2 separate regions of the Mus musculus genome follow, and region 1 is linked to region 2. Evidence: chromatin loops called from intact Hi-C (ENCODE). Cell type or tissue: heart. All regions are shown on one strand. Each heading gives the region's core, and the rest is flanking DNA. Links, peaks and the distances in the headings are about the cores only.

Region 1 (11,862 bases), core at 1,387-9,386, 47 kb before region 2:
CCAACTCTACTTAAGGATGACCTATATGGACAGAGAAAGTAGGATTAATCCCAGTGTTCAGCATTGGTGCAACTACTTAATAAATACCAAGGATACACTTTTACAAGATAACTCAGCAGTCAAAAGAGAAGGCGAATCTCTACAAGAGAAGAGCTGCTGGGTGCTAGAGCTGGCACTCTTCTGAGACTGGGGAGTTAGCAGGGAATGAAGGCAGTCGGGCTTCCACCCATGGTCCCCACTGATCATAATTATAAATAACAGCCCAAGGGCCCTGGGTCTAACCCCTGAGAGCAGCCACTGCAAGGATGGGAGGCTTCCTGTTCCTAACAAGAGACAGACGCTTGGGCAGAACGGGAGTCTGTCTTCTGTGTTAAAGAGACACACAGTCAGGTCATTACATAGTACTTTTATAGTTTAAAAAGCAAACTAAAAGGCCTGGATGCACCTTGTTTATTGGGCAAATTCTCTTTAACAGTGGTGTCTGCCAAGGCCAGTTTTTGCTGTAATTGGTGTTTTGGTTCACAGGTCCACAAAAACAATGTGGGGTCAATTGGCGCTAAAGGGGCTTTAGCATCACCAGCGCTCTCAGCTTTTAGGCCTACGACGGTCAAGTCACGCCAGGTGAGGTGGCACACGCTTTTAATCCCAGCACTTGGGGGGCAGAGGCAGGCAGATTTCTGAGTTAGAGGCCAGTCTGGTCTACAGAGTGAGTTCAGGACAGCCGGGGCTACACAGAGAAACCCTGTCTCGGAAAAAAAAAAAAAAAAAAAAAGATGGTCGAGACACAGGTCTCTTGTTTTCAGAGGGGAACGGAACCTTCTGCCAGTTCTCTAACACCTGTTTCCGACTTGCCTTCCACACAGATCCTTGAGGCACTTGACAGTGTTTGTGTGAAAGCCGATGAAAACCACAGGGCATGATGTGGTGTCATGAACTCCAGTTCCTTTCTGTATGTTAACGGTAAAATTAACCAGTTGGTTGTCACTTAAATCTATAAATGCTGTTTCTGCCATCTGGGTTCTATGGTGGAAAGCATCACAAATACATTTAACTAAGGATATAACCAAAATTATATTAGATTTCATAAATAGGTTATGATATAAACAAAAATGTTTCAGTAATATTATAAATACAAAAAAGGACTGTGTGAGAAAACTACCTCTAGAAAGGCAAGAATCTTGGTGTTAAACACAAGTTAGATTCTTAACTGCTGAGCCATCTCGCCTGCCTCACCACGTTCAGTTCTTGGTATAATAGTAAACAATGAAAGTGTACTCTTTAAGTACAAACACTCAAAACTATAAAACAGATTCTATAGCTATGGCTGTCTCCAAGTCACAGAGAGGCAGAGGACATCGTCTCTAAGGCAACACCAAGAGTAAGCAGTAGAGCAGATTCCAAGTTCTAGCCAAGTGGGTGCTTTTCACCGCTAGATTATATATTCCACTGCTGTTCTTTCTTGAAGCAAGAACTTGCTATGGAGTCTTGGCTGGCCTATATAGATCTGGTTGGCCTCAAGTTTACAGTGATCCTCCTGCCTCTGTTTCCACAGTACCAGAATTACAGACATGAGAAACTATGCCCAGCACTAAGTACTTTTAAAAACAGATATCTGCACATTTTCTGAAATGTTTAGTATTCCATCAGTCCCCGCTCTCTGCACTTCCACCGAACCTGGGTTCTATGCAGCCACCCTAATAGCAGACTCTGCTATAAGACCATGAACCAAGTACCATGTATCTTATTTTTCCAATGCCCATCTCTGAGTAAGCTCTAGTGTAACACTGTCTCTGCACACAACCAACCCCATGCTAATAGAGCACAGAACGGTTTTTAAAGGTACAGTAAAATAATAATGACCAAAAGCCCAAGCTTCACAGGATAAACTATCTCAAAGCCTTTGCTTGCTTCCATATCAACAATTCATAGAGATAAGACCAGATTTAACAGATGGGATCCTTGCACTCTGAGGCAGTTTACAAAGTTCTAGTGTTCATTCCTTTATATAACTCTAATAACAATTACAACTAAAAAGGAGGCACAAAAAAGATATTCACATAATACAAATGAAGAAACTGAGAAAATTAACAGACCCAGTCGAAACTCATTTAAAAGGACAAATGTCAGAGTAAAGACCAGAACTGACCTGTGAAATGTGCTGTGCTCTTCTCTCACTATAATTACACCCAGTCACCCACTGTTATTTTAGAGAAAAAGACCTGGCTGGAATATGCTTTTCAATCATGCCACATGAAGGGGCTTCCACTGCCTTGGGCCTGACCTGTCAAGCGATCTTGCTGTTTGTATGGATGCCCCCTCTCGCTCCTGTTACACCCTGGAGAACTCTGTACTTCCTAATGAGATATTCAGCACACCAGTGCATGGTGGCTTTGCTAAACTTTCTCTGGTATTCTATAGACTTATCTGACTTTACTTGTCCTGTGACTTCGGGTATAGTCTTCTGAAAACAGAAGGATTTTACTACTGAATTATAAGTGTGTCTATTAGAAGAATGTGAACATTAATAAAAGTAAAATAATATCCATCATAAGTGTAAATCAATTCCACCAGTATAAAATCAATATTCATCTACCACAGAAACATTCTGTAATCCTTTACCTTTAATTGAGAAATAAGAGTATAAATTCTTTTCCTTTACTCCTGAAATAAGAACTATTAGTCTTACTCATCCGAGACAGCTTACTTTAGAAATCAGAAGCTAGGATCAAAAACTATTTATTAAAAGTAGTGAGTAATCATACATATATTTATATATTCAGCAATATGTCTAAATATATCTTTCTTAAAATAGCACTGCACATTAAAAAACCAAATTGGAAAGGAATACTGGTTGACTGCTAAGAAACCATGAAACAAGCTTGTCTCTGGCCTTAAGGAAAAGAAGTGTTTACAAAGTTTAACAAGGTATCTAAAATAGTAAATGAGCCTTTCTTACACGTAACAGGCATACTTTTACACAGGGAAACTAGGAATTAACTTTTCTAGGAGACAATACAATAGGAGTTTTGCCTTTCTAAGTCAAATGTAAGAAAAAGAGCCATTTTGCATACTATATTCAGCTTCTTGAGGCTTTTTGTTGGTTTCTTTGCTGGGTTGTTTTGGAGACATGGGCTTTCCATGTAGCCCAGGCTGGCCTTGAACTCAGGATCTTCTTACTTCTGCCTCCCACCCTTTAAAAACCATTTATGGTCTCCTTTAGGATAGTAAAGAGCAGAGCAGTCATACGCTTAGAGACAGAAGAAGGTCTCCAAATGGAAGGCACATCTTAACGCTAACAAAGCAAAGGATTAACAGTGTGATGTGTCAATAATCCTCCAGCTGGCTTAAAATTTCAAATCCACAGACAGTAGAATGCAAGGAATAGGAATTGTCTGAATTCCATTGACAATCTCTGTGGGAACTGCCAACAGAAAACCAGTTAGCTTTTCTGGGTTTCAGGTTTTCTTTCTTCTCCTGGAGATACAGCAAGATGTGTAAAGGCAAGGAGAGAAACAAATCAGACAAGAGTTGAGTTCCAGAAGTCAAGTCATCATTACAAAGAGAACAATAGTGACGGCATTGTTCCACCACAAACAGCACGGTGGCCACACCTGACATCAGGCCTCTCACTTTACAAGCAATGCTTATCTGCTCACCTCCTGCGCTTGCCTTACAGGGAGCTGTTTCATGCTCATGGGAAGATGTCATGCTTATCTTACACCAAGGTCTCCACGGAGAGGAAGACAACTAAGTTAGAGACTTATTTAGTACTGGCTCGATGAAGCAGAGCCAAGTGGATTAAGCAAGCAGTCTACGAAGTTCAACAACAGAACCAAGTTAAGAAGACAGAGTTCCGTATTCTTAGTCCGACATGGACTTGCTCCTCATTGACTGCTAGAGCTATACATGGCTATGCAGAATCTTTCACCTAGAACCCTGCAGACGAGTCAAGAGGGGAAAACGCAGGAACCGGATGACAGGCATTGCTTAATCTGATCTATGTCGAAAAATGCAACGTGACATGGCAGTAATGTTAAGAGCACGGTGAGAGCGCAGTTCTTGGCGAGCACTCTTCCCAGAGTTCCAGCTCAGTCACCACACACCGGGATGAACCGGCATCCAGCTCTAACTGTGTTAAGGTGAAAGTACTAGTATTTGTCACACAATTCATGCATTAAAAAAAATGCTGCTGAGGATCAAATGATAGCAGTCTGCAAAGAAACAAAAAGCAAATATAACTGATATAGATGAATACATGTCGTATGTATAGCTGTATAAATATAAAATATTTACATATTTTCCTCAGCAGATAAATTAGGATGAACATTAAACACTACAGCATTTTATTTTACTCCAAGTGTGGATAAGTACCTTACTCTATGCTCATGTAAAGAGAATACTAAACTGCTAGGACCCACCAATAAATGTCTTATAAAGGAGCTCTGAACGCCTTGGGGAAAATGATAAAAGGGACATTGGAACTAAGTGATGGTTAAGGCCATCAAGACACTAAGATTATGACTTCCAAAAGGAACGGCACAGACTGCCCCAGCTTGCAGAGGGGACGACAGGGCAAGTACACAGGAACCTTTACAGAGAATGGACGATTAATACCTTAGTGACATAAATGACTGAGAAAGATGTTTCCAGTCTGACACTAGGTGGTGCCCTCTGGCCCAGACAACCCGTTTTCTATTTCTTGGTAAGGAGGCAAAGAAAGAAAACAGAGCAGAAGAGAGAAGCACTTGGGGGTGAACAAAAAGAACGCCTGGATTTCTAAGTGAGTGGGGATGCCGTGGCCAACTGCAGACCCAGTCACAGGTAGACATGCATCAGCAACAGTGAGAGCTTCCTGGCTCTTAGAACAGACACCAGGGGTCAGAAGAAGGTGGTTCACACCGAGTCCACACAGGAAAACCACTGGCTGGTACTTCTGAAATGTTCCTGGGATGCCTGCCTAGATCCCTAATGCCATCTACCAAAGCGGGAGTAACCACTATCTTTTCCCTCATACAAGACTGATGGAAACAAGGAGGGCCACCCCAATAGCCACGGCTTCATGCCGGCTCCCTAGTAAGGACTTTCTGCCACTGCAGGTTGAAAATCCAGGTTTAAACCTGTTAAGTATATGATGCTCAGTGCACTGCCTCTGTGATGAATGAGTGTGTGCTATGATGTTAAATTTATACAAGTCCAAGTATCCAGCTCAGCCCAGGGGTGCTCACTACTTCAAAAGTTCAAGGTCTGTGTTAGTACCAGGGAAGAATAAATGCACTTCACTTCAGAAGTTCAAGGTCTGTGTTCACCAAAGGCTCTGCACAGCTTCATTGTCTTTCTTCATGCAAACAACATAAAGGCTTTCCTGAAGCTTGAAAAGATTTCAAAGAAACCGTAGTGAAACCTGGTCGCATCTATTTGCTTGCCCTAGTCAAGTCTAAGTGAACAAGCGGCTGAGAGATTGAAGACTTTGGTTTACTTAGGTATTGCCAATTTAGAAAGCAAACATTCCTGCAAGCAAGTGTTTAACTGACAACTAAACCAAATAGAAAATAAAGGGGGAAAAAAAAAACCAAACAAACAAGGCACACAGCTGGTGCCTGAGTTTTCAAAGATATGGAGACTGATGCAAAACTCTATGTCCAATTCTGAGAATTAGCAAGTCTATCAGGATCTATCCACCAGTCTTACAGACTTTTAGGACTCCTATAATTTCAATACCCATAGTGAATGGAGTCAACCTTATAACTTGAACGAGTATTTATATAAGCTGCAGGACCTTATTCCACTGCATTAGCTCAGAATAAGTTGGAAGAAATGTCATCAAGTTGCTGTCCAAGATCTTGGATCTACGATGCAAGAATTAAAATGCAATCACTATTATACCCAATGAAACGGCCAAGCCAAAACTTTCCCTTTTGCTTCCGGGCTTAATAGAACGCTTCAGTGTAAATACCAAAGCTGTTAAAAGTTCTTAATAAGATCCTTGAACACAGGGGATTGTAATATTTTAACAGTATGCTTCAGAGCTTATGGACAGTAGGGCTTAAAAGTGGTACGTATTTTCTTGTGTGACAAACTGTTTCTTCTGGCTTAAGTTTTAGTTTAGGAAAACTCCACATGTAACATTTTAAGGGGTGCCGCACATTTCTGTTTGAGAGAAAACTGCTGAACTTCACGGTCACGACCACACTGTCAGCTGAGTCTACGAAAAATGGATTCGGCGGGCAAGTTAACAGGTTTCCGAGACTCAACTTCGCATAAAACCATAGGGGGAAGAGTCACCTCGGCATTGACATCGCCTAGAAAGCCCTGCGTTTCCCATTTTTGACCTCCTTCGGATGTGGGAGATGCCTGTCACTGTTGAGGCCGGTCGCGAACTCTCGGGGACCGGGGACCGACGATCTCCCGGGCGCACCTGGCTCGGGGATGGCTGCGGGAACGTCGGGCCGCGCGCACTAGCCGCCGGGGTAGCTGTCACCGGCCGTGGGGACATGGGAGCCACCGGAGCCGCGGCCGCTCCGCGCGCAGAGGGAAGGCGCTGGCGTCCCCGCCACCACAGCCCGGTCGGCCCCTCGGTAGCCCGCCGCGGCCTAGTGCCGCCCGCCCGCCCGCTCGCTCGCTCGCCTCACCTGCGCGGCCGCGGCGCTTCTCCCGCCGCCGGTCGCTCTCGTAGAAGCCCAGCGTCTCGGTGTGTTGGGGCGCGGGCCCATGGCCGCCACCACCCGGCTGCTCCGCCTCGCCGCGGCCGGTCCGCTCGGGGCCGTCCGCGCCGCCACCGCCGCCTTCTCCCGGGGCGGCCGCGTCGCAGACGCCCGCCATGTTCCGAGAGCCACACACTGTCCCCGCCACCTCCCTCCAGCCGCCCGCCCGGCCTCCGCCTCCCGCCGGCCCCCTCGCCGCCTCGCCCCGCCCCTCGCCCGGGCAGCCGCCATCCGTAGCCCGCCGGCCGGCGCGCGCCATTGGCGTCAGCGGCGCGTGGGAGGCCGCGGTGGCCGCCGCCACGGCCGCCGCCATCTTCTTCCTGCCGTCGCCGTGGCGCGCGGCGGGCTCTGCGGACCGGGGCGCCGCGCCGGGCTCCATGCCGCCGGGTCGCGCGGTGGGGGACGGTGGGCGGCAGCGGGGCTCGGCGTGGTTGTCCGCGCGGCCGGAGCCCCTTGTGCCCGTGCGGTGGCCGGAGTGCGCCGGCGCGACCCGCCTGGCCTTGGCTGCACGGCGACTGGGGCCGGGCTCCAGCTCTGTGGCTCCCGCCGGCGCCGACCCGGTGGCTCTGCTGTCTTGGCTGCATCTCTCCTGCATATTTATGATCGTCTGTCACATTCCCTGTCCGTGGACAGTGTCCAAAGCCTAGCTCGGGGGAGCGTGCCAACAGGTGGGGGACTCGGCCCGACGGGCAAAGTGCTCGATGCGCCTAAAGCGCCGGGGACATTCTGGGTTGCCTTTCGGGAATAGGGTTATGTGACTGCGGGTGGCAGCCAAGGCGGCCTGGTTCTGTCAGATTGTCACCGCTTGCCGTGAGACTTGTGACCCTTACCCCCTCACTGGTAGTCACGGATAGCCGCGCTGAGACCAACGGATGCTCGCTGGGTGCAAATGAATCCGCCTCAGCCTTGGAAGACCTTCACCTGGGATTCCTACATTCTTGCTGTGCGCTCCTGTAACGCACGCGGTGGCCCCTGGATTGCCTTCATGCCCACTTCGGAATTAACCTGCATTGTGGCAACTTTTTAAATGAGTAGAAGCATAGCAAATACCTCTTCACTCTCTAAACTGCCCTACACTTAAGCCGAGAAGCGATGGAGCAGGCCTAGAACATCCAGGAGAGCCTTAGAGATGGAAAGCTAGATACCCGATTGCAAACTCCGCAACTTTTCTGTACTGTACTGCAGCAAGGCCATTTGACAGTAGGGCGGGATGAAGGGATAGGAGGGTTAAAGAGGAACTTGCAAAGTCCAAGAAATCCCAATCCCAATTCAATGTAAACTTTACATTGTGGAAAACCAAACACTGCAGAGAATATTATTTAAAGTCAGTTTGGTTTTATTTGGTAAAACTGGATCTTAAAAACAGTGCCCTTGACAAAGCTCCAGCATCATGAAAATCAAAAGACACAGAGTTTTATATACTGTAAGGTTTCCTCCAACCTAAGTTTATTATCTGTGTTCCAAATCTTAAATAGTCAAAGAAGGGAGAGGGGCCCTGTCAGGGTTGCTATTTAAAAACTCCTGTTTTAAAATGATATTGCTAGAAACCTAAGACTATGTCTTTCCTTTATAAAGATTATATTTGGTTGCTATTTATATGTTCCTCAGAGATTTTCCTGGTTCGATACTATCAAACCCCAAAATAAGGAAGCATCCAGAAAGCTTGAAGTTAGGTTACAAATAACCTTAAGATGCAAACACCTTACATAGTACAGAACGTTTAGTTTTGTGACTTTGGCATGGATATATTATAGGGCAAAAGGGTACTATTTCTCTTTTGTGACAAGCTGGAATACTTTATGATGTTTTTAGTTTGCCACTATTAAGTGAATTAATCTCTTGATAGCACATGCAGCATATCTTTTAACCCTAGGTTGTTTGAAATGAGTGCCTCTCACTTTTCTTGAGTAAAAACAAAAACAAAATAAACAAAAACTCTAATGAAAACATCCGTCATTGTGGAAAGACCTGGACTCTCTGACTTTCAGTGTTTGACCAAATGAGCAGAGGTGAGCCTCTTTCTGCTCTATTTCCCCTACCATGAAATCACATTTGGGCCAGACTGCAAGGACCTCTTAAACCATCACAACTATGCCAAAGTGTATGCATTCCCCATTTTAGATCCTTGTGCAATGTAGTTTAAAAAGCTAGATTAGCCTGTTGATATTATCAAGATTTATAGGAAATGTATGAAATCCTTAACTAGAGTCACTTTGTACCTGGTCTAAAACTTGAAAAAAAGAAATGAAAGCACAATAACTGTACTGATAACACATCAAAGATTTCCATAGCTCTATGTGCCCTCTTTCTTTTCTCTGCACTCCTTTATTTGTTGATGTGGGAGAACTAACTGGTGGATGTAGGCTGGACTTCTGGGCTCTAAGCTGTGGTTTGCTACTCCAGCCTCAGGTTCTCCAGGAGCAAGCAAGCTTCTAAGATTATTCCAGTGAGTGTTCCAAAGGACACTACTCCCCGGTGTTATTTGAGGGTGGCTGAAATGTTAGGACTGGAAGAGATGGCTGGAGTGTGTTTCAGTCATGTAGCTGCAGAGGCAGAAGTCACATGGCTAGTGAAGCCCGTGGGACTCCACCAGAAATCTGCTCTGACGATGCATGGCTTCTGTTTCGGGCAACATGGAAGTCAGTATTTCCTTCTGAAGCTGTAGCCCTGAGTTTAATTCATTTGCTGTTTTATCTTCAGAGAAAAAGTTGTATATTTCTTGGTGGTGATGATACTTTTTTTTTAAAGATTTATTTTATGTGGATATGGGTGTTTTGCCTGTGTGCATGTATGTGTGGTATGTGCCTGGAGCCCAGAAGAGGACATTGGATCCCCTAAAACGAGAATTAACAGATGGTTGTAAGCTATTATGTGGGTGCTAGAAACTGAACCCAGGATTTCTGCAAGAGTTTTTCACTGCTGAGCCACCTCTCCTGCTTTTGAATGTTTGTTTGTTTTGGAGGTAAAGTTTCACTTAGGCCAGATTGGCCTTAAACTCAATGATCCTCCAACCTCATCCTCCCAAGTGCTGGTATTATAGATACGCTTAAGAGTTGAGGCCTTTTTTAAAAAATCTAAACAGCTTCACTGTAAGGTTAGAAATAAAAATATACTATTGTGTCTATAGTAAGGCTTGCAGCGAATTGGTGGGGGTTCATTGTATTTCTGGGCTTCAGTAGTGTCTTCTACCTTTGCCAATCTTTTCTCCCCCTATAACTGAGTCTCATGGTGTTTTATCCTCTCTGGGTTTGCTCCATAGAAATTAACTTTGTTTATTTTTAGAAGAAATAACCCCACTGAATATGCCTTTGATTGTAATATGCCCATTTCAACTTAACAGTAACCAGCAAAATCTTATTCCTATGTATTTGCTCAGCATGAGGATATTTGACTGAGATCACAGTAATTCAAACTCTGAAAATTATACGAAACATTCTGTTCTAATAATCCTTTGCTAAAAGAGATATTTGGACAAAGATAGTGAGTTCTGAAAGGTAGGCTTTGCTTATTTACTTATTTACTTACTTGAGGTAGGGTTTGTCTGTATAGCCCTGGCTGTCTTGGAACATTTTCCGTAGACCAGGCTGGTCTTGAACTCAAAGATCTGCCTGCCTTCCTTGAGTGCTGGACTTAGGACATGATGGCATGTATCGCCATCACCGCATGGCAGGTTCTGCTTATGTGACAAAAGTGTGAACATAATTCATATTCTGTTAGTTAACAGTATTTTCAGCTTACCATCAGATATATTGATTCCATATAGGCATTTAAGTTTCTGGAAAATTCTAAAATACTGATGAAAGGGACCTAGGAAATGACTTACCAGTTCCTCATTCTAAATTTTTCTCTTTGAGGTGAAAAGGTATTTCTCATCACAATTGAAAAAAAAATAATGTCACATTTAGAACTATTTTTTAATCACCTAATTAACATTTATGCTTATGGGAGAAACTCATATCTTCCCTTATATTTATTGCTATTTCTTTTTTTAAAAAAATATTTATTTATTTTATGTATATGAGTACACAGTCACTGTCTTCAGACACACCAGAAGAGGGCATCAGATCCCATTACAGATGATTGTGAGCCAGTATGTGATTGCTGGGAACTGAACTCGGGACCTCTGGAAGAGCAGCCAGTGCACCTTAACCGCTAAGCCATCTCTCCAGCCTTTTTTGCTATTTCTTAACATTCTCTTTATTTCTACCAAGCATACGTTAAGATTCAGAAGGTAGACAGATCTTAAGGTCTCCCAGTCCCTGTTGCTAGCCTTACGGGTGCTTTGTTCCTCTGTTCCTCCGTGGTGAACTGTTTATTGCTGGGCTGGGCTGCTCATCAAGCGGTAGTTGGTAATAGTGAGCTTTGTACACTATTTGGATAAATAGTTTACCTTTTCCTAGTGTTTCTAATTGAAGTTCCATGGGTTTGGTAACTAAGTATTTGTTTTCTTCTCCCTCTTTTAAAGTTCTCTGGGCTGTGATCCTGCTCCTGTACCTGGGTCTCTCATTCTGCTCAGTCCTCAGTTTGTCCTGTATTCTATCCATTGCCCCTGGCTTCTGAGGTACTGAAAGGGACTGTGCTCTCTAGCTAAGACCTAGGTAACCCAACTGTTTACCTACCACTTCTCCCTTGGTTATAACAAAGCATTAGAAATACATAATAAAATTACAAATTCTCAAAACAATCCTTTTGGTTTGTGCCTTTCTGGTTTTAGAGATCCATCTGATCTCCAATTGTCCTTTTACAGGCATGTGTTTTAGCTGACAAATGGTTTTCTCAAAACAACCCCTGGTGTGTGTGTGTGTGTGTGTGTGTGTGTGTGAGTGAAAGTGGGCAAAATAGTTGTTTGAGACTAGAACAGAGGTTGGGATTTCCAGTTCTGGCTCTCCCTTTCCAGGATTGAGCTTGTATTGGTAAAATGCTCCTGCTCTTTCTTGACATTTCTTGTTCTGGTCCACTTTCAAATAACTAACCACTTGCCTCCCTTTCATATTACAATCTAGGAATGTAGTCTCACAGAAGAGAACAGTGTGGTGGTTAAGTTATTCAAACAGCAATAATATTATATATATATATATATATATATATATATATATACACACACACATACATACACATACATATACATATATACACAAACTGTCCTCAAACACTGTTTGGC
Region 2 (11,862 bases), core at 2,554-10,553:
CTCTTGTGTTTTGTGAATCTTTACAAAACTCCTGCTGGGATTCTGATTAGATAGAGCTGACATCTTCACAGCATTCCTTTATGCAGTGGGTGAATGGCATTCTTTTTAATTTGGTTTTTTACCTCTTTAATTGGTTTTTGAATGAAACAGTTTTAATTTAAGCATGGACAATTTTTAAAAAAAAATTAAACATACATCTTCCAGCAAAATAAAATAGATCCATTCCCTTAATGTAGAGTGCCAATTTGCTACCCATGACCTTAAATTTCTTAGCTACCTGGGTAAGATTCCCTTATAGCCCAAATCTTGGTTTTACACATGGAAATAATGGAATAGATCTGTAATCCCAGCACTTGGGAAATGAAGGCTGGAGGATCAGGAACTCAAGATCATCCTTGCCTACAGAAATAATTGAAGGCTGGGGCTGGAGAGGTGGCTCAGTGGTTAAGAGCATTGGCTCTACTTCCAGAGAACCTGGGTTCAATTCCCAGCACCCACATGGCAGATCATAGCTACTTGCAATTCCAGTTCTAGGGGATACAGCACCCTAACACAGACAGACAGACATGCAGGCATAACACCAATACACAGAAATACAAAGAAATAAGTTAAAAAGAGGAACTCAAGGCCAACTGGGATACATGAGACTTTATCTCAGATCTCCCTCCCCTCAAGACTAGGTTTCTTTTAGAGAGAAGCCAAAGAAGATCCGAATCTCCTTTTTTTTTTCTTTTTAAGCTTTTAAAATCTGTATTTATTAAAACAGGGTACTGACACAATGAGATGTAAGTGAGAGCTAGGCAAAATCTAAGAGAAGATGATGCATGCATAGATATTTGAATATGACAAAGGAAAAAACTCTAGACTATGAAGAAATCTTGCCTTTTAAACAAATTGTGTTAGATAAATTTAGTATCTACATTGTAAAAAAATATTGACCCCTTACCATGCTTCATAACATACTAACAGTCTTTCTGATTAAAGGAAGGAAAAATTCTCTTGATCTTAAGGTTGGCAATAGTTTCTTTCAATCTTATTATTCGCCATTACAGCTTAGAAATTTTGATCTTGAGGCTGTCAATGATTTCTTCCAAAGTTATTACTAGTCATTACAGTTTAGTAAAAATACACAATAAGATAAAGAACAAGTATCAACTAAGACATAATAAGAACAATGGGTATACAAGTCATGGCTGCAAAGACATTCCTGTATTATAAATGACATCTCAAATGACCAATAAAATATAAGGAGTTTCTTGACCTCAAAAAATATGCAATGACAAGCACTGGCTAAGATAAATAGAAATTATATACATGCATATATATATCACCATATCCTGAGGATAAAAGTACAAAGTGAAACAACCACTTTGGATAATGCTGGCTGTAGTTGATGAAGTTCAACGAATGCATTGCCTTGTACTTGAGCAATTACTATGGAATTATGTACCTGCATTCATCTAAAGTCCTATACATGGATGCTTGTCATGGCCCCATTAAGCACTTCATTCCTTGGTGTTCACTATGGGTCTGTCTTTAATAACCACAAATAAAAAATGCATGTGCCCATCAATCAAAATTTATGAATGTTGTTATATTCAGAGACTAGAATACCATCCATGAAATGTTTAAAAAACAAATGACCCACAGCAGTGTTCCTCAACAAAAGACAACTTCACAAACATGATACTGAACAAAACAAGACAGACAAACATGTCAGAATGTCATTCCATTTGTGGCGGTTTCCACTCAGAAAGTCAACATGATGTTATATAGTGTGTGAAAAGGAGATAGTTGCTACCATCTGGCTGGGAAAGAGGTTTTGAAAGAAAATTTGAGTGGATCACAAGAATAGAACTTTTAATTTCCATAGTAAATTTAGAATTCACACAAATGCCTTAAGTGAATAAAAGTTTTTTTTTAAATATTGCTAAGTATGAAGAATTAACCCTTGGGACTAAAGTAAAATTATAAATGCCCCACAGAACTGTGGGGTTCCTAGTTCTCAGGAGCAGATGGAATGCTCTGCTTGGGGTTTAGATCATGTTTATAGCAGCGCTTTTTCTTCAACTTGTGTTATTTTAAAAAAACATGTGTTTCAATAAAAGTATTTGTGAATTGCTTACTGAATTTTGATAATGACACATTTTCTTTTTTAAAAAATTTTTTAAAAATACTTTTTATTAGGTATTTTCCTCATTTACATTTCCAATGCTATCCCAAAAGTCCCTGTCTTAGTCAGGGTTTCTATTCCTGCACAAACATCATGACCAAGAAACAAGTTGGGGAGGAAAGGGTTTATTCGGCTTACACTTCCATGCTGCTGTTCATCACCAAAGGAAGTCAGGACTGGAACTCAAACAGGTCAGGAAGCAGGAACTGATGCAGAGGCCATGGAGGGATGTTCTTTACTGGCTTGCCTCCCCTGGCTTGCTCAGCCTGCTCTCTTATAGAATCCAAGACTACCAGCCCAGAGATGGCACCACCCACAAGGGGCCTTTCCCCCTTGATCACTAATTGAGAAAATGCCTTACAGTTGGATCTCATGGAGGCATTTCCTCAACTGAAGCTCCTTTCTCTGTGATATCTCCAGCTGTGTCAAGTTGACACAAAACTAGCCAGTACAGTCCCCCATACCCTCCTACTCACGCCCCAACCCACCCATTCCCACTTTTTGGCCCTGGCATTCCCCTGTACTGGGGCATATAAAGTTTGCATGTCCAATGGGCCTCTCTTTCCAGTGATGGCCGACTAGGCCATCTTTTGATACATATGCAGCTAGAGTCAAGAGCTCCGGGGTACTGGTTAGTTCATAATGTTGATCCACCTATAGGGTTGCAGATCCCTTTAGCTCCTTGGCTACTTTCTCTAGCTCCTCCATTGGGAGCCCTGTGATCCATCGAATCTCCTTTCATTGTTGGGTTTTCACAGTTGCTCTTGGAGCTTCTGACAGCAGAGATGGCCTGTCTCCTTATATGCTGTTACGTGCTGCCATCTAGTGAGAGTTGTGTCTGAATTTTACTAAAATCTATGAGTCCTTCAAATAAAGTAATAGTTTAGGGTAAAAACACAGATATATTTAAGATTTTTCTGGGCAACAGAAGATATAAAGCCTATAGTATATGGGTTTTTTAAAAGTGCTATTAGCATATAGAAAGCTCTGTTTTTAGATTTTTAGAAAATTTGGGTACATGTTAAGTTTTGAAGATATTGCCTCCTTATATATAGCTTGCTCTGCTGTGAAACTTGTTATCATTCTTTTCATTCTCAGAAGAGGCGGACATTTAGAAAAACAGGGGATGTTTTCTGGAAAAACAGCCATCATTTATACTTCTCCCCCTCTCCAGTATTTACTGCCACTTATGTCATCCCTGGCCCCCACATCCCTCCATCTCTGTCTGCCTAATTGTGGAGGTCTATTTAATTTCTCAGCAATGTCTTTAGGGTTTGAAATTTCCACTCATGAAAAGGAGAGTCACAAGCAGGTCATGGATTCCTGGATTTACTCATCTAGGCATGACCTGAGAATTAAAAAAGATATACTTTCTTCACATCATAGAACACACACACACACACACACACACACACACACACCACACACCTACATACTACACACACATACACACACACACACACACCACACACCTACACACTACACACACATATACACACACACACCACACACACATACACACACTACACACACACACACACCACACCTACACACTACACACACATACACACACACACACACCACACACACACACACACACACACACACACACACACACACACACACACCTAGCCAGGCCTTGTGGTGTTCTCTGTTTCTGAGCTGAGATTAAGCTGCGTGGCTGTAGAGGCTCCAGGCACTAGGCTATGTCCTTATCCTGGTTGGGAGAGCTTGAGAAGGATGAACTGGGATGGGAAAGAAATGCAATTCACCAAGACAAAGATGCAGTGGATGTGATCTCTCAGGAGCACCTAGCGTGGTCCATAGCTATGAAGACATGTCCATCAACATAGCCTTGTCAGGGAGATCAGGCGATGTCTTTGGCCAGGGTGCTCAGGCAAGGAAAGACAAGATTAAAATTATAGGTCAGCATCTACCCTTTCTCTCTTGACATAAATGGAGATGCCCAACTCATGGGCCCCACAGCCTAGCCATCCACCAGGACTCTAGAAACAAATGACTTTCCATGCAAGCCTTCATTAGCAACTTTTCACACTGTGACAGCAAAATATGATTAAAGAAAGTTAAGGAAGGGAGGAAGGAAGGAAGGAAGGAAGGAAGGAAGGAAGGAAGGAAGGAAGGAAGGAAGGTCTTACTTTAGCTTACTGTTTTGGGGATCATTCCACTGTGTCTGGGAAGACATAGTGGCAGGAGCTAGAGGCTGACTGGTCACACTGCATCTGCACCATATGAACTGGAATTACGATTGTGCTGTAAGACCTTAAGGCTTCCCCGCCAGTGACCCATTTCTCCTAAAGGTTCCAGAACTTTCTCAGTGTTCTCAGCTGGAGGACAAGTGTCCAAACATGAGACCCTACAGAGGATATTCAACCTTCACATTACAACTAAGGCTGCAAGCCATAACCGTGACAGCAATGTTCTTATCAGCTTAATTGTTACAGTTAGAGATTCATTATTAATATCAGTCAAATATTAGCTTTTTATAGCAATGCAAGCAATGTTGGGAGTGAAAGAAGTCACTATATAAAATAAATAAGAAACTAAAATAGCTCTGGATTTGTACTGGTATCTAGTACTTGTATCTTACACAATGTGTAAGCAAACACTTAAAGAATTTCAAGGAGACATTGAAACATTTTCTTCAATGATGGTAAAATTTAACTAACTTTTAAAATTTGTGATGAAGTGCATATTCCAGAGAAATTAGAAAATGTGCTTTTAGCATGATATTTTTATTATCTGAGGATTTTATACAACATATTTGGTCATATTTATTTGGTCATTATCTCTTACCTCCCTCTTCTCCTTTACTCCCTCTGCACACACTCTCTTCTTTATTTTTAGAACTTATAATACAATCAAATAAGCATAATGGAACTCTGATTTACTCAGAGAATGAAGAGACAGTGACCACAGAACAGGTCTGACCAACAATCTGAAAGGAGACACACCACAGACCAAGCTGTCTGGCAAACTAATTTGGAAATGCTAAAAAAATAGAATGCCCACACTTTCACAAAATTTAAGAAATTTACAGTTTTGATTACTAGTGTGTATCCCAAGAAGAAACGGAAATAAAATTTCTGAAGTGTCAAGCTGAGTAACACTACAAAATAATTGCTAATAGACTTCAGCTATCAGAGTCCTTTTAAATTCACGATCTTCATACAAAAACATCTAAAACTCCCAAACCAGAACAACACACCCGGCATTGTCTACGGGGTTAGGAAAACAATGGTAGAATAAGCTTAACATAAGAGAAGGCAGTGACAGAAGGCAGAAACAACTAAAGAGGAAACAAAAGGAAACAAACACTAAAGCTAGCCTTGGTGAAGACCAATGAAAGCTTCTAGCAATGGTTATTAGTATTAGTAATAATGGCAAATGAGAAATAGCAGCAGCAGGATGAGAGGAATCCCAGCAGCAGAGATGAAAGACACTATCTAAAGATATCACGAAGCATTCTATGCCCCTAAATTTGGAAGTAATTTGCCAAGTTTGCATAAATATATAGAGAACGAAAGGATTTATGAGAACAGAAAAATCTAAAAAGTCCTATTAACATTAAAGAAATGGAATCGCAGAATGCTGGTTGGTGTGTAGCAATTTCCTCCTAGCGGAAACCTTCCATCCTAGAAGGAGACTCTTAAAACTTAAGAAGGGAGGCGCATCAGAAACAGCCCCCATTCACCAGATAGCCAGGGTGGTTTCCATGTTTCCGGCTAAAGCTGGAGCTGGCTTCCAATCCTTAGGGGGAATGCCTGGGTTCGGGCTATTCTATGGATAGCCAATGAAGTGAGTGGTTCTGAAGTCAGAGAACAGGGGATTGGTTGGAGAGAACAGGGGATTGGTTGGAGAGAACAGGGGATTGGTTGGAGAGAACAGGGGATTGGTTGGAGAGATGCTGAGTGGATGGATGAAAGGAGCTCACAAAAACTTGGCTTTAAAAAGGATGGGGAGAGTCAGTACAGAAATGGGCTAGCCGTGTGTACATACACACCAGGGATTCTTCAAAAAATTCCAGGCTGTGCTCCCGAGGCAGTCAACTCCTATGGGAGGTTGAATCTGAGTGGCCTGTTTGTCCTGAGGCTGCTCAGAGGCTGAGGAGGCCGGCTCTGGTGGAAGGAGCTCCAGGAAGTTCTACCTAGAAGGGTGAAATAGCAGAGAGTTGGCAGTGGCTTGGATGAGCCACGAGTCTCCTTCGGGTGTGGCAGAAAGGGGAGGGGTGGGTATGAGCAGGGAAAAGGAAGGAAGGAGAAGGAAATTGACTTGCACCGGCTAAAGCAGACCAAGAAGTAAGTGGTGATGGAAATTCAAGCTGGGGGAAGGGAGGAGAATGAGGAAGGAGGTGGCACTTAAAGAGAAAATGACTCTGCTCTCAAGACCTAAATTGTATCTTTATATAATTTGGTTCCCGGCATTTTCTTTCTTTCTTTTTTTTTTTTAAGGAAGATTTATTTTTTTATTCATGTATTTTTACGTAAATGAGTGCTCTGTCTTCATACACACCAGAAGAGGGCATCAGATCCCATTACAGATGGTTGCAAGTCACCATATGGTTGCTAAGAATTGAACTCAAGGGCCCAGCACTCAGGAGGCAGAGGCAGGTGGATCTCTGTGAGTTCAAGAACAGCCTGGTCTACAAAGAGGGTTTCAGGACAACCAGGGACCTCTGGAAGAGCAGTCAAGTGCTCTTAACCACTGGGCCATCTCTCTAACTCCCTGGTTACCGGTATTTTTAATCCAAATCATTTTATTATAGATAACTGAAGCTAGTATGGTTTGAGTTTCATAATGCGAGCATAATTTCAGAAGCAGACCATTCTTTTTGACCCTAAACAAAACCAAACCTCATATTAGCTTGAATTTATTATAGTGTTAATATTATTTACTCCTTGAAAATGGGCTAATTCTAATTAAAATTGTGGTTTTTTTCTGCTCTAGAATGACCGGATATTGCATCCTATTACATTATTAAAATCATTTGCATGGTAATTATGGCTTAGATGTACTGGTGATTGACATTGTTTGCATTCTGGTAATGTTGTACAGTGGTTGTTCATTAATCACCGGCAAACTTTGCCAGATGGCACTGTTAAGGAAGTATGCACTTCTACTAAATGTATTTTCATTATAGTTCCTAAACGAATGGTTCCTAAACCAATGGTCCAGTTCGTTTGTCAACTTCTTCTGATGCTCTTTGTATTTCTAAACCATAGATGCATTATAAAAATGATCCAAAGACCAGATGTGTCTTGCTTAGGGAAATTGTATTTTAAAATGTGAGGGGCAATGGCTAAGTGGATAAAGGGCTCTCAGGAAAGTGTGAGAGTGTGAGTTTGGATACCCAGAACTCATTAAATTCTCAGTGTTTGTTTGGATAGTTTTATGTGAAATTGGCACAAGCTAGAGTCATCAATAGGAGGACCCTCAATGAGAAAAATGCTTTCATAAGCTCACATTGTAGGCAAGCCTCTAAGGCATTTTCTTAATTAGTAATTAGTATGGGAGGGTCCACCCTATTGTGGGTGGTACCCCCTGGGCTGGTGGTCCTGAGTTGTATAAGAAAGCAGACTGAGCAAATGTCTCACAGTTTCTGTTCTTGAAATGAGAAACCATGTCCAAAAAGCAAGCAAGCTGGGGACCAAAAGTTTTATTCAGTTTACACTTCTACACATCTGTCATCACAGAAGAATGTCATGACAGGAACTCAGGCATTCCACAAGCCTGGAGGCAGGAGCTGGTCCAGAGGCCATGGAGGATGCTGCTTACTGGCTTGCTTTACACGGCTTGCTCATCCTGCTTTCTCATAAAACCCAGGACCACCAGCCCAGGGATGGCAGCACTTACAATGGTCTGGGCCCTTCTCTGTTAATTACTAATGAAGAAAATGCCTTACAGCTAGATCTTATGGAGCCATTTCCTCAATTGAGGCTCGTTCTTGTCTGATGACTCTAGCTTGTGTCAAGTTGACATAAAACCAGCCAGTACAACTGACCCCTTGTCAACTTGACACACAAACACAGAGCTATTAAGCCACAACCTTTACTTTCTTATTCATCCCCGAGAACTCACATTAAAACATAACTTTAAATGTCTCAGTCTTTACAAATTCAAACACATTAAAATTTCAGTCCCTTACCAACCCACCCACAAAACTTTGACTCAAAATTTTTACTGGCTATAAGAAATTCAGGGACAGGTGATGGAGTAGAGACTGAGGAAATGGCCAGCCAATAACTGGCCCATCTTGAGACCCATCCAGGGGGAAGCACCAATCCCTGACACTATTAATGATATTCTGTTATGCTTGCAGACAAGAGTCTAGTATGGCTATCCTCTGAGAGGCTTCATCCAGCAGCTGACTCAGACAGATGCAAGCACCCACAGCAAAACAGTGGGTAGAGCTTGGGGACTCTTACAGAAGAATTGGAGGAATGATTGCAGCCCCTAAGGGGATAGGAACGCCACAGGAAAACCAACAGAATCAACTAACCTGGACCTTTGGGGTTTCCACTACCCAGAAAACATACATGGGCTGGACACAGGTCTCCCAGCACATATGTAGTAGATGTGTAGCTTGGTCTTCATATGGGTCCAGAACAACTGGAGTGGGGGTTGGTGTGGGGCTATCCCAAAAGCTGTTGTCTGTCTGTGGAATATGTTCTTCTAGCTCAGCTGCCTTGTCTGCTCTCAGTGGGAGGGGATATGCCTAGCCTCACAGAGACTTGATGTGTCAGGGTTAAGAGATACCCAGGTAGGCACCCACCCTCTCAGAGGAGAAGGGGAGGAGGGATGACTGAAGGATTGTGGGAGGGGGTGAACAGGAGTGGGGCAGTGAGCAGAATGTAAAGTGAATGAATAAAATAATGATAATGATGATGATAATAACAATAATAGTAATAATAATATTTAAGTTTCTTTAAAATAACCAATCTCTCTATTTGTAAATATTTATTTATTTTATATATGTGAGTACACTTTTGCTGTCTTCAGACACACCAGAAGAGGGCATCAGATCCCATGACAGATGGTTGTGAGCCACCATGTGGTTGCTGCGAATTGAGCTTAGGATCTCTGGAAGAGCAGTCAGTGTTCTTAATGACTGAGCCATCTCTCCAGCCCTGCCAATCAATCTCTTTAAAAATTCAAAGTCTCTCAACTGTGGGCTCCAGTAAAACAAAAACAAAAACAAAACAAACAAACCCAAAAAAACAAAACCAAAACAAAACAATAACAACAAAAAACCCAAATCAAATACTTTCTTATTTCAAGAGGGAAAAATCAGGGTGCGGCCAAAGCAAAAGCAAACTCCAACTGTTCAGTGTTGGGGATCCACTCACGATCTTCTCGATTCCTCTGAAGGGCTTGGGTGACTTCTTCAGCTCCACCTTGTGCAGCATACACAGCCCATTTGCTAGGCTCCGGCAGGCTGCACTCCACTGCTGCTGCTGTTCTTGGTGATCATCTCATGGTACTGGTATCTCCAAATCTGCTGGGGTCCCTTGCTGCAGTTAGGCTGCACTTTCACCAACAGCCTCTCATGGGCTCTCTTCATGCTGCCAAGCCTCAAGTTCTCTGCATGACCCCTTCAATCCTGGGTGTTCAACTGTCACTGAGGCTGCCCTTTTACTAGTTGCCTCTCCTGGCCCTTTTCAGTGCTAAGCCTTAGCTACTCTCCATGACCCCTTTATATCTTCAAAATTAGTATCACCTGGGTGACTCTTACACTACTAAGTTCGACTTCTGGGACAGTTTGTGTGTGCTGACCCTGAGGAAACATCTCCCAAATTTTACTTCAGAGATGCTAGGCTCTTCTAGATCACTGTTAATTTCTAAGCTCTAGCTAACCAGTATCAATTGTCTCAGCAATGCAAAAGTTTCACTTCAATGTTGTCTGTCTCTTGTTAATTATGGCTGTCTTTCCAGCCCCAGCTGACCAGAACAACAGAATCTCAATTCAAAATAGCAACTGGCCCAGATAGAGTCTTTAAACTTCCCTCTGCAACATCACAAGCCTTCACCCTCTGCACTGCAGAACATCCCACTGAGCTCTCAACACTCAATGGCTTTTCTAGCGCAAAGCTCCAAAGGCCTTCCATAGTCCTTCCCTGATCATGGTAAGGTGTGCCACAGTAATACCCTACTATGCTGTCTTAGCTAGGGTTTCTATTGATGCAATAAAAACATCATGACTGAAAAGCAAGATGGGGACAGTGGGTTTATTTAGCTTACACTTTTGTACATTGCTGTTCATCATCAAAGGAAGGCAGGACAGCAACTCAAGCAGGGCAGGAACTTGGAGGCATGGCCTGATGCAGGGCCATGGAAGGATGCTGCTTACTGACTTGCTTCCTTCCCATGGCTTCACAGCCTGTTTTCTTATAGAGCCCAGGTCCAGGGATGGCACCACCATCAGTGGGCTGGGCCCTCCTCCACTGATCACTAATTAAGAAGATGCCTTATAGCTGGATCATGTGGAGACTCCTTCCTGTCTGATGACTCTGGCTTGTGTCAAGTTGACATAAGATCAGCTAATTCAACAAGCCAGTTCATGCCTTGTTTGAGTTCCTGTCCTGACTTTCTTTGATGATAACCAGTGATATGGAAGCACATACCAAGTTAACCCTTTCCCCTGGAGGTTGGTTTGGTTACTGTCATCACAGCAATAGCAGCTTTAACTAAAACAATGGGCATGATGCCGTCTGTAATTCTAGCCTAGAAAGCCAGAGACAGTAAGTAGCCTAGCTAGACTTGTCATCAAGCTCTGGGTTCAATGAATAGGCATTGCCTCAGTGAATAAGGTGTAAAGGAATTAAGGAAAGCACCCATTAATGTCAATGTCTGGTCTCCACACATATGTACACATATTTGCAGCCTCATGTATGTGAACACCCGTGCACATCACACACAAGTATATATGAAAAAAACTGTCAACAATGCAAATTACTCACTTTGTCCTCTTCCTTACTTTTGTTTCTTTTCCTCCTCTGAGCAGATAAAGTAAACCTGAAAGCAATCCCAGACTTTCAGAGAAATCAACACACATGCATTTGCATATGTAGTCTGTTGTTAGGTACAACACAAATCGTATAAGGAAGACTGTCGAGGAGAAAACCAAAGCAAACAGTCACATACCTTTATTTTACAAGATTTTTTTAAAAACTTCAACATGCCCAGTGCAATAAAAATATTTAGTGTTTATGATTTTAATCAGCAAGGCCGATTCAGCAAAATCAACAAATTAAAATATGATAGTGTTGGGGTTGGAGGGATGCCTCAGCAGTTAAGAGCATGTGTCGCTCTTGCAGAGGACCCAGGTCTAATTCTCAGCAATCACATGGTGGCTCATCTGTATCTCCAGTCCTAGAGGATAGGATCCCCTCTTCAGACTCCTATGGGCACCAGGCAGGCTTGTAGTACACATGCAAATATGCTGGCAAAACACTCATACTCACCTTGTTCTCTGGTGTCTTGAGTTGGTGCCTTTTATAACAAGGCACTTAGAAATAATTTCCGTCATGGCAGTGGAAGGACATCTGAAAGGCGATTGTCTCTCAGATCACCAAATGTAAATGACACAGTTGATTTTTTTCAACTGGGACCCCTTGGTTTTCAACATGCATCTTTTCCCATCCCAGCCACAGCCTGATTGTCTGCCTTGCTTC

Evidence for each region. Hi-C counts contacts between places; a loop is a spot of excess contacts. Peaks named below come from ENCODE experiments on the same cell type or tissue, not always from the same donor. Only the 100,000 strongest peaks of a DNase experiment are listed, where the experiment ranks them.
Region 1: it touches region 2 in a loop (2.4-fold over the local background); 7 of 42 quality-filtered maps call a loop at or near these places.

The regions. Positions count from the first base shown.
Region 1 is chr5:44,219,785-44,231,646 of GRCm38, forward strand. Tapt1 (transmembrane anterior posterior transformation 1) reads right to left here and starts at 6,822. Exons shown (of 14, transcript NM_173764.3): 1 at 6,630-6,822. The coding sequence starts at 6,819. It overlaps Gm35959 (a long non-coding RNA gene), which reads left to right and starts at 11,379. Exons shown (of 2, transcript XR_376934.4): 1 at 11,379-11,862. In heart, for the core only: a CTCF peak has its summit at 4,671 (motif pointing right); a DNase peak (open chromatin) is centred at 6,917; H3K4me3 peaks cover 2,492 bases; H3K27ac peaks cover 2,339 bases.
Region 2 is chr5:44,265,746-44,277,607 of GRCm38, forward strand. No RefSeq gene overlaps it. Among named protein-coding and RNA genes, the nearest start is that of Gm40296, 35 kb to the right of the region's middle. In heart, for the core only: a CTCF peak has its summit at 3,010 (motif pointing left); no DNase peak of the experiment used is centred there; H3K27me3 peaks cover 329 bases.